2 separate regions of the Homo sapiens genome follow, and region 1 is linked to region 2. Evidence: read pairs that join two places in POLR2A ChIA-PET (ENCODE). Cell type or tissue: Panc1. All regions are shown on one strand. Links, peaks and the distances in the headings refer to the core of each region. The heading gives the core; the rest is flanking DNA.

Region 1 (5,386 bases), core at 231-5,230, 190 kb before region 2:
GGCTTAGGAGGCAGAGATGAGAAGGCGAGAAGGCAAAAGGCTTGGAAAGCCTCATAGTTGCATTCGGCGGCCCCTAATAGATTTCTCATTCGTCTTTCAGTTCATGAACAAATTCCTTTCCTGCCTGAAGTTTAAGACCCTGCTTCATCTTTTTTTTTTTTTGAAACGGAGTTTTGCTCTTGTTGCCCAGGCTGGAGTGTAATTGCACTATCTCGGCTCACCACAACCTCTGCCTCCCGAGTTCAGGCGATTCTCCTGCCTCAGCCTCCTGAGTAGCTGGGATTACAGGCGCACACCACCACGCTCGGCTAATTTTGTATTTTTAGTAGAGATGGGGTTTCTCCATGTTGGTCAGGCTAGTCTTGAATTCCCGAACTCAGGTGATCCACCCGCCTCGGCCTCCCAAAGTGCTGGGATTACAGGCGTTAGCCACCACGCCTGACCAACCCTGCTTGATCTTATTGTACTTTATCTGGCCAGTCTTGGTCTCCTCTCTGTAATCCCTTTGTTGGTCAGGAGGACATTTCTCCATCCATCAGATACATTGTATCAGGACAAAGCCTAAAATTATGCCAGCTGGTGAAAGAGGATGTCTACAGGGTCTAGGTCCAGAATCACAAGCGGAGTAAAGAGTGGATTTAGTGTCGACAGGCAATAAGTCAATCACTGGCACACCTGTTGTGCTTATTCACTTACTTAGGTCTATTCTCTAGTGTATTTTTCACATCCATATATCTGAACCCTGTCTACCCTTCAGGATCCCCAAAATGCCACCTCCTTATGAGAGCTTCCCACACTATTCAAGAACACATGATTCCTCATTTCTGTGATGCTCTTTTGTTTCTTTTTTGAGACAAGGTCTTACTCTGTCACCCAGGCTGGAGCACAGTGGTGTGATTATGGCTCACTATGGTCTCGCTTTCCTGGGCTCAAGTGATCCTCCCGCCTCAGCATCCCAAGTAGCTGGGGCTACAGGTGCTCACCACCACGTCCCGCTAATTTTTGTATTTTTTGTAAAGATGGGACTTCACCATGTTGTCTAGGCTGGTCTTGAATTCCTGGGCTCAAGAAATCGCCTGCCTTGGCCTCCCAAATTGCCGGAACTACAGGTATGAGCCACGGTGCCTGGCCATGTTGAACTCTTAACTGTGAATTATATGCTGTCTTGTATCACTTGGATCTAACAGTGTTTTTAAATTACAAAATAAATTCATGATTTATAAAAAAGTCATATTCTCATCTCCCATAGGTTTCCACTGTTAACATGTCAGGCATGTCCTTTCAAACTTTTGTTTTCCCATATCTTTTTGTTCCCATATAGAACAAAAGATATTATTTTTATTTGCAATCCTATTTTACGTGATATTGCCTTTAGTTGTTTTGTTTTGTTTGTTTGGTTGATTGGTTTTGTTTTGCTTTTTTTGGAGATACGGTTTCCCTGTGTGGTCCAGGGTAGACTCAAACTCCTAGGTTCAAGTCATTCTCCCCACTGAGCCTCCCAAGCAGCTGGGACTCCAGGTGCCCGCCACCACATCAGGCTATTGCTTTTCATTGTTGATGAGTGTTGGTTCTGGCTCCCCAGTGAGGCTGCTAGTTCTTTCACGGCCAAGTTGGGATCTTCTACTTTCCCTCTCCTCATAGAAAGACTTGCTGAGTTTCCAGCAGCAACATCACAGCCATCCTTGTCCCAAGCACCAACCCTACTCGGACACAGGAGGGCGCTGAGAAGCTCTGCCTTCACACTCTGATAGAGGTGTGACATGATGTCCAGACTAGTAAGGGTATTTTTGCTTTCTTGAGGCCAAGGTCCCAACTTATTACCCAAATTCTCCTAATTGTTTTTGTTTTGTTTTGTTTTTTGACACAGGGTCTTGCTCTGTCCCCCAGACTGGAGTGCAGTGGCACAATCTCAGCTCACTGTAGCCTCCTCTTCCCAGGCTCAACCTATCCTCCCACCTCAGCCTCCCAAGTAGCTGGGACCACAGGCACATGCTACCACACTCAGCTAATTTTAAAAACTTTTTGTAGAGACAGGGTCTCACTGTGTTGCCAGGCTGGGCTCGAACTCCTGGGATCCAGTGATCCACTGCCTCAGCCTCCCAAAGTGCTGAGATTATAGGCGTGAGCCACCTTACCTGGCCAAATTCTCCTAATTGGATCTCTGTCATTGTTATTAATAACAATAATCATAGTAGCTTCCCTTGACTGCACATTTACAATGAATCAGGCGCCATGCTTAATCACCTGTCTGTATTATCACTCTTGATCCATACAGCATCCCTATCAGATAGATACTATTTTTATTATGCCTCCTTTGTGGAGAAGGAGATCAAGGCTCAGACAAATAGCTTTACACAGAAATGTAAGTAGCAGAGCTGGGGTAGAACTCAGAGACATGCCTGTTGACCACGGTACTGCATGAAGAGCCCTATGTGTTCAGCATCTGGAGTCTTTGTCTCCACTCCTATAAAATCTGAGTTCTACATCACTCTTTCCACCCTGTGCCTCCTCCCCTAGAGACAGGAATCCTGCCTTAAGCCAGGTGGCTAGAGGCCCTATTACTTGGTAACTGACCTCAACCACTAATGATTGGATTTCTCAGTATCTCTACTTTTGCATTCCCTGACACTCTGAGGCCTGCCTATTGAGATCATTCTGGTTTTTTTTTCATCAATAGTGGTGCTTTAGGCATTTTAAGCAGGATAATTATTTGGGTCAGACTGTCCCATGCACAGAATTCCCAGACGCAAGATGCCAGCAACATCCCAGTCACAATATCAACCATAACCCACACCTTCATATTTCTACATGTTCGGGAACCAGGGAGGGAGCAGTATTGTGCTGCCTTTGGTTTGGGGTGACCATGCCAGACTCTCAGGGCTGACAAGTTTGCCTAGACTATTGCCTGCGGTTTCCAATTCACAGCCTAAAAGATACCTTGTTCTACCTAATGGATGAACTTCTACACTTACAGTTCTATCCTTCTGGTATCTACCCTATCTAGTTTCAGCCATTTGCCCAGTTCTTCTACTGTGGACTTTTTTTTTTTTTTTCAAGACAGAGTCTTGCTCTGTCACTCAGGCTGGAGTGCAGTGGCGCAATCTCGGCTCACTGCAACCTCCGTCTCCCGGGTTCAAGCGATTCTTGTGCCTCAGCCTCCTGAGTAGCTGGGGCTACAGGCGCATGCCACCACGCCCAGCTAATTTTTGTATATTTAGTAGAGATGGGGATTCGTCATGTTGTCCAGGCTGGTCTCGAACTCCTGACCTCAGGTGATCCACCCACCTCAGCCTCCCAAAGTGCTGGGATTACAAGCGTGAGCCACTGTGCCCAGCCATTCTATTGTGGACTTTTATTTATCATTTATTATGTATCCGGCATTTTTCCAAACATTTAGTTCTCACAACCACTTCATGAAATTAATATAAATTTTTAGTTGTTGTACATATTTGCTGGGTACATATGATATTTTGGCTACATGCATAGAATGTGTAATGATCAAGTCAGAGAATTTGGGGTGTCCCTCACCTTGAGTATTTACTGTTTCACATGTTGGGAGTATTTCAAGTCCTCTCTTCTAGCTATTTTGCAACATACAATACATTGTTATTAACTATAGTCATCGTACTCTGCTACTGAATATATTAAGAAATATATGGAATGCTTCACTGACTTGCATGCCATCCTTGTACAGAAGCCATGCTAACCTTCTCCATATCATTCCAATTTTAGCGTATGTGCTAAAGGGAGTACTGGTATTATTAAGCTATATAAGTATGAAATTAGTATAAGGAAACCGAGGCACAGAGAGGTAAAGTAGCTTGATGTTTACAAGGTGGTGTAACCAAACTTTTGGCATCAGCAAATTGACATAGGTCAAAGGAAAAATATGAACTGGAGAAGAATGATGTTAAAAGTCATTTCCTTCGTGGGAGAGTATGTCTATCTAACATTCTGATCCCTTCTGGTGTCAACATTCCCCTGCCTCCTTACCTCACCATTTTTTAGGAAATTGCCTTTCCCCCAAGGCTGTCCATTAGAACGTTCTGTCCCTTCTGACATAGAGCCTGACCTACTCAGTCTTTCCCTGGAATTTTCCAAATTAGAGGTGGAGGAATTGCTCTTTCATCTCAGATGCCAAATTGTAAGCCTGACCTCAGTCTTGCTGATGGTCATCTCTGCTGCACATGGCAGAATCTGAGAGAATGGAGACAAGAGATGAGCGATGGAAAAAGGAAGGAAGGAGGGAGCACTGAACATAGCCAAGCCCGAGGCCAGCTCCAATCCTCTCTGTTCCAGTTATGTGACCCAACAAATATCTTTTATGCTTTCATTCCTTGGAATTGGGTATCTCCAACTTACCCCTATGAGAGATCTACTAACACACTTCCCACCCTCCTAATCTAGGTAAGCCTACATCTCACGCAGATTTCAAAGTAAAACACTCTCCTTTTCATTGATACTTCAATGAAAGGAAGTGGGCATCAAAAGTGACTTCTCTGACACTGCTTAAAATTGGAAAATTTTCTGTCGTGTCTCACTGGAATCAATGTGCAGGACACAGGGAATAGTCATTGTAGGCCTCAGTTTACACCTACCCAGCACGCGCAGTTGCTAAAGCAGGTAATCAAATCACTTTTCTGTGTTGTGTAAAACTGAACTTTGAATTTTTCCTTTAGGGTTTCTCAATTTGGAAGCCATTCATGGCTCTCATGCGGAGTTTCTACAAGTTCTGTATTTACTTCAGTGCTCAAGACCAAACTGCATCATCTTAAATTGGATGCTGAGCTGTATCTGTTCTGAGAAACAAGAAGTGTTCTCTTTCTAAATCTCTGGGCAGACAAGACAAGCCTGGATGACTGTTAAAATCCCTAGATGATTGTGGGAATGTTCCTGGATGTCATGGTCCTCTTTGGAAAATATTGTGAAACTTTAAAATACGTAATTATAAGACTTGAAAACTGTTTTACCAATAGAAACTATGACTAACATATGTATATGCAACATCAGAATCATGAACCATGAACCCAAGAGTCAACCCCAAAAAAGGAAAACATAAAAAACAAGCTCCCAAATTCACAGTGGTAGATTATTTCCAATTTCCTGTAAATACTTGGCTGTCCTTTTGTTTTGTGCTAAAAGGCAAAAAATGGGGTGTCCTATAAGTTAATAAAAATGCAGCTAAAAGCAGAATTGATTCCATTTCTTAAATAATTTTACAAACTGGGAAATCAACAACAACTTTTTAAAACTTAAAAACCATGACCAAACAAAGCTGGAATGTGATCCTACCATTTCCATGAGGCAGTAAGCTACCCCACCCTGGCTATTTTTCATACAAATATTATTTATGCTAAAATATAATGGGTTGAGCTGGGCGCAGTGG
Region 2 (5,386 bases), core at 81-5,080:
TATTTTAAAAAGTTAACTATGAAACAGCTTCAGATAGGTCCTTCAGGAGGTATTCCAGAAGAAGGCATTGTTGTCATAGGAAATGACAGCTCATGTGTGTTACTGCTCCTACAGACCTTTCAGTGGGACAAGATGTGGAGATGGAAGACGGTGACATTGATGATCCTGCCCCTGTACAGACCTAGGCTAATGTGTATGTTTGTTTTAGTTTTTAACAAAAAAGTTTAAAAAACTTTAAAAGGAGAAAAAAAGCTTGAAGAATAAGGATACGAAGAAATAAAATATTTTTTTTGCAGCCATACAGCCTGTGTTTTAAGCTAAGTATTATTACAAAAGAGTAAAAAAGTTTAAAAAATTTATAAAATAGAAATGTTACAATAAGCTACAGTTTATGTATTAAGGAAGAAAAATATATATTAAAATAATACATATTTTTAAAAAAACTTTTATTATAAATAAGTAGAGATGGAGTCTTGTGATATTGCCCAGGCTGGTCTTAAATGCCTGGTCCCACCTCAACCTCACAAAGTGCTGAGATTACAGACATGAGCCACCACACCTAATCAAAAAATATTTTTTATAAACCTAATGTAGCCTAAGTATACAGTGTTTATAAAGTCTAGAGTGTACAGTAAAGTCCTAGGCCTTCACATTCACTCCCCACTCACTGACTTACCCAGAGCAACTTCCAGTCCTGCAAGCTCCATTCATGGCAAGTGCCCTACATAGTTGTATCATTTTTTATCTTTTATATTTTTACTATATCTTTTCTTCATTTAGATATACAGATACTTGCCACTGTGTTACAGCTAGCTACAGTATTCAGTACAGTAACTTGCTGTACAGGTTTGTAGCCTAGGAGCAATGTGGTATATCATATGCCCTATGTATGTGGTAACCATCTAGGTTTGTCTAAGTACACTCTATGATGAACACACAACAACAAAATTGCCTAAGAGTACATTTCTCAAAAAGTATTCCCATTGTCAAGCTATACATGACTTGTACGACTTGTACACCTGACTTACATTTTCACCCAAGGGAGATCAGGCAATCTGGAGATAGAGGCTCCCTAAAGAATGTGAGTGTCTTTCCCTCCCGTCTGCATTTCTCTGAGCGTATATACCTTGTAAATCAAACCAGATGGGGCTAGGACCGGGTAAGGAAACCAATGCTGGATGCCCTTGGCCAGTCATACTAATCCAGCCACACTAGACCAGTCAGGCTAGTGAACACTGACTCAACTGGGCTTTTGAACACTGATTTCTTACACTAACAATTGTAAGCTATTCAGTGTGTACGCTTCTGATTTTCCCCAAAAAAGAGGTTTAAGTTCAAAATATCTAAAATAAGGAGTAATGGAAGAAACAAACGGTCACCCTTTCAAGTATTGATCATAAATGTTATTCCCTATTAGCTTTCTTTATCTAAACCTTTATTTAGTTACTGTCAACAGAAGCTATATGTTGATTATACCGTCAGCCTCCCAGAATGTAACGATGAATAAGAAACTCAACCTTGTTTCCTCTCATGTATCTAAAGCTGCAAATACAAAGATCACTACTTAGGTCTGACAGGTGTACAGCACAGCAGGGTGGCCAAGATTAGAGTCTTTAAGCCAATCTGCCTGGGTTTGAATCCTGCCTCTGCCACCTACTAGCTGTGGATATTTGGACAAGTGACTTAACCTTTATCTTAGTTTCCTCATCTGTAAAATTGGGGTCCCTACCTCGTGGGCTTTTGTGAAGCCACAATGAATTAATACATGTTGAACACTTCAGAAAAGTGCCTATTATGTGGTACCAAGCAGCTATATTCAGTACCCATAGAACAGCTTTGTTCTCTTTAAAATTTGCAGAATATTCCGTTGCCCAGCTGTAGCATGATTTATTCTTTTCAAGGACATTTAGTCTACTAACTCTTCCAATCTTTTGCTATTAGAAACAATGCTTCAATAAACATCCTATATAACAGAGAGACGTTTTTACTATGCTAATTAAATTAAGTCAGTGCCCCACCTAACTTTCATGTACAATACTGATAGTTTTAATACCCTCCAAAGTAGGCACAGGATTATCACCTTCCAAGTTCTACATAGATTCTAGGGTCTCAAGGAGGTAGAGTGACTTACCTGCTGAAGCCCACGCAGCTGTTAAGTGGCAGAGGTGGAACCCCGCATAGGTGCAGGCTGCCAACCCAATCTGCTTCCCACAGCTGTCCTTACTTAAAAGAAGTACAGGAGGTATTCTTTTAAATGCACCTCAGATCCATCACAGAGATTAATATGCAGAAGTTCGGACAGAAGCAAACTCAAATTTTCACACAGATGCTTCTAACAAATACAGCTGATGGAGGCGTCAACGACTTCTGTAAATATTGAAGTATTATTTCTTCTGCCAAAGACTGAAGCAGAAGTACCCTGAATACTACCCCTAGGGAGATACATCACATTTCAAACTCCCCTGGAAGCAAATGAATAATTACTGAATTTGGTATCATGAGAACTATTCTTCAGGGAAGGAGAAATTCATAACACTCACTTTGTTGTAGCATTTGCTGTGCCAAGACCAAAGAGGAACAAGTACTACTCTGGGGTTCAGAAACTCATAAAACACAGACCTGAGTGGCCAATTCGCCAGCATGGCTTCAATTAGGTCTGTTCAGCATGGGCTTATAAGAGATTAATTCTGACAGGATGAAATTGTTGACATGAGGAAAAGGATGGGGTAAATGTGGAACTTAACAGAGATGGAACCTGTGCTCGCAAGAGGGTGCCTACCTAATATAACCATAAAGATTACAGTTTAAAATCACAGGTATATTTCAATAAAATTGTTATTCTCCCAATTAGAGAAAGCATGCCAGTATCAGCACTAAAAATCTTAAAATAAATCAGAAATTTTTCCCTAAATCCCAGTCAGCCAGCAGACATCAAATAAAAGGTAAAAAAGTCCAATCTAATAATAAGGAATACTAAGACATACTCATGCCTGAATGCAATTACAACTGTACTTCACACAGAACTGGCAGAAGAGGATGGAGGAGCAAGAGTGGGAATTTAGTCTTTCTAAAAGGTCACCAAGTATGAATATTTTAAATCCAGAGACTACACAATTCTAAAAGTGAATGCCTACAAGTCCACTAAAAATGTTACCATGGAGCAAACACGCCAGTGGGAACCAAAAAGGCTGGTAATAACATTTACGGGTTGAAACTGGGGTTGGTGGTGAGGGTTCCTATTGCAGAAACTGAAAATCAGGTCAGGATAGGCCAGAACATCTCCAGCAGTGATGTTTTAATCTCATAAAGAGAAAACCAGCAGCTTGCTGCTGCTGCTGCAATCTCCATCAACTGTTCTGACATTTTCCCTCCCTCCCTCCCTCCTTTCCTTCTTTCTTTATTTATTTTGGGACAGAGTCTGGCTCTGTCACCCAGGCCGGAGTGCAGTGGTGTAATCACGGCTCACTGTAACCTCCGCCTCCTGGACTGAAGTCATCCTCCCACCTCAGCCTCCCAAGGAGCTGGGACTACAGGCATGTACCACCACATCCAGCTAATTTTTGTATTTTTTGTACAGATGGGGTCTTGCCATATTGCCCAGGCTGGTTGCAAACTCCTGAGCTCAAATGATCTGCCCACCATGGCTTCCCAAAGTGCTGGGATTACAGGTGTGAGCCACCGTGCCCAGCCAACATCTACCTTTCTAAGATCTAAATGATCTCACTTTCATTCTCTATCCCTGGCCAAACAGAAACAAAACAAAAATAAAAAATAAAATTTGCTCTAGGCAAAAATGAAAATAAAATTTAATCTTTCATTTTAAAGGAAAAGAGACCAATGCTCAGAGTTGATTTTCTTCAAGTTAGGACAAGAAACCAAGGCAGCCAGATTCTATACAAGAATGAGGCACCCTACTTAAACAATCATGCCTTCCAATCTTCTCAAATTACTTCAGTTTTAATAAACACACAAACATGTATGTACTTTACTATAAACCTGTAACGTGAAGCTACATGTGTTTTAATAACTATCATGGGAGCAGAGGTAACCCAGCTGGTGGAAGAAGCCCAGAAGCCTGGCTCTGCCAGCATCTGGCTGCACCACCTTTGGTAACATTGGGGCTTTCCTTTTCTCACCAGGGAAAAGTGTAGGAGGCATCCCAATTCTGTAATATTAAAATGTGGAAAGTTACCTGCAGTGATTTTAAGATGCCACTGATTATAAGCTCCATCTCTACCCAGATGTGAAATGTGAAAAGCTGACAATAGATGAAATGTGGTAGAAACATGTTCTTGCAGAAAGGCAACCAAAAAAATAGCTAAGACAAAGGTTGGCCGTGAAGAGGAGGAATTGGAAGAAACAGCTAGTCTGGATATCTATCTAGGCTGTGGGGCTATTTCCATCTGATCACAAAGCTCCCTCTTCTCTTTGGAAGAGTATCCCTCCTCTTGCTGGCCCTCAAATCCAACTGGTCTTCAAGTCTTATCCTGGACACAGTCTCTCACAATTACCTCTCTCAAGTCTGTGCTCATGGCTGTGGCTTCAGGTCAGGCCTTTTCACTGCCCTGGCCATCTCTAACAAACCCACAACAATCCACCCTACACTCTAACAAGACTGTCTTTCTGGAGCACAGCACTCATAATGTCCTCATTCTTATTCAAAAGCTTATTGGTGGTATTCTACCAAACACCTTAGGAGACGGAGCAGGCCAGGGTGTCAAGGTGATCTGAGCTGGAATGCTTTGTGACCCCAAATCAAGTGTCTAAACTCTGGGCCTTTTTCCACCTGTAAAATGGGAATGCTGTAGCATCCATTAATAATAGAAATAAGTCCTTGTGAGGGGCTCAGTGCAAGGTCTGACATACAATAGCTCAGTAAGAGTTAGCCATTATTATTACATCAATAACTTGCCTTTCTCACCTTTTCTTCCACTCCTGCCTTCTAAACCAGCTTCTGCCAATTGTGCTATTTGCTTTTTGCCCAATGATTCCACACTCGCTTACTCTCCAAACTCCCTCTTGCCTAGAACGCATGTCCTCCTATTCCTGCCTATCAACTAAGAGTCCTTTACAAAATGTAAGGCTAAATTCTAATTTTAATTCAAGTCAATTTAGTTTAATCCAATCATCCATTCGGTCCTTAAAACAGACGCTGTAGCTGACTTCCTGTGTTCTGCAGGCCCTTCTTAAAGGTGAAGCAGCTAGCTGAGGAGATTTAACTTCACTTCCCTGGTTCTGGGATGGGCCCCCAGCTTATCAAATGTCCACTGTTCCAGTTATTGCTTCAAGTAACCAAGGCCTAAGTCAATCACCTTAAGGTAAAGGACTCTTTGGAGGGTGGCAGGAAGTCAGGGAATCCCCATGTGAGATTATGGTGGCAGCTGCT

The links. Peaks named below come from ENCODE experiments on the same cell type or tissue, not always from the same donor. Only the 100,000 strongest peaks of a DNase experiment are listed, where the experiment ranks them.
Region 1: POLR2A ChIA-PET joins it to region 2 with 5 read pairs; 4 of 35 experiments call an interaction of 5 or more read pairs at or near these places.

Annotation. Positions count from the first base shown.
Region 1 is chr6:53,150,146-53,155,531 of GRCh38, forward strand. It overlaps the pseudogene RNU6-464P. Among named protein-coding and RNA genes, the nearest start is that of GCM1, 4.0 kb to the left of the region's middle. In Panc1, for the core only: a CTCF peak has its summit at 1,712 (motif pointing right); no DNase peak of the experiment used is centred there.
Region 2 is chr6:53,339,823-53,345,208 of GRCh38, forward strand. The region is part of intron 1 of ELOVL5 (ELOVL fatty acid elongase 5); the gene reads right to left. Among named protein-coding and RNA genes, the nearest start is that of ELOVL5, 6.4 kb to the right of the region's middle. In Panc1, for the core only: no CTCF peak of the experiment used is centred there; no DNase peak of the experiment used is centred there; H3K27ac peaks cover 1,312 bases.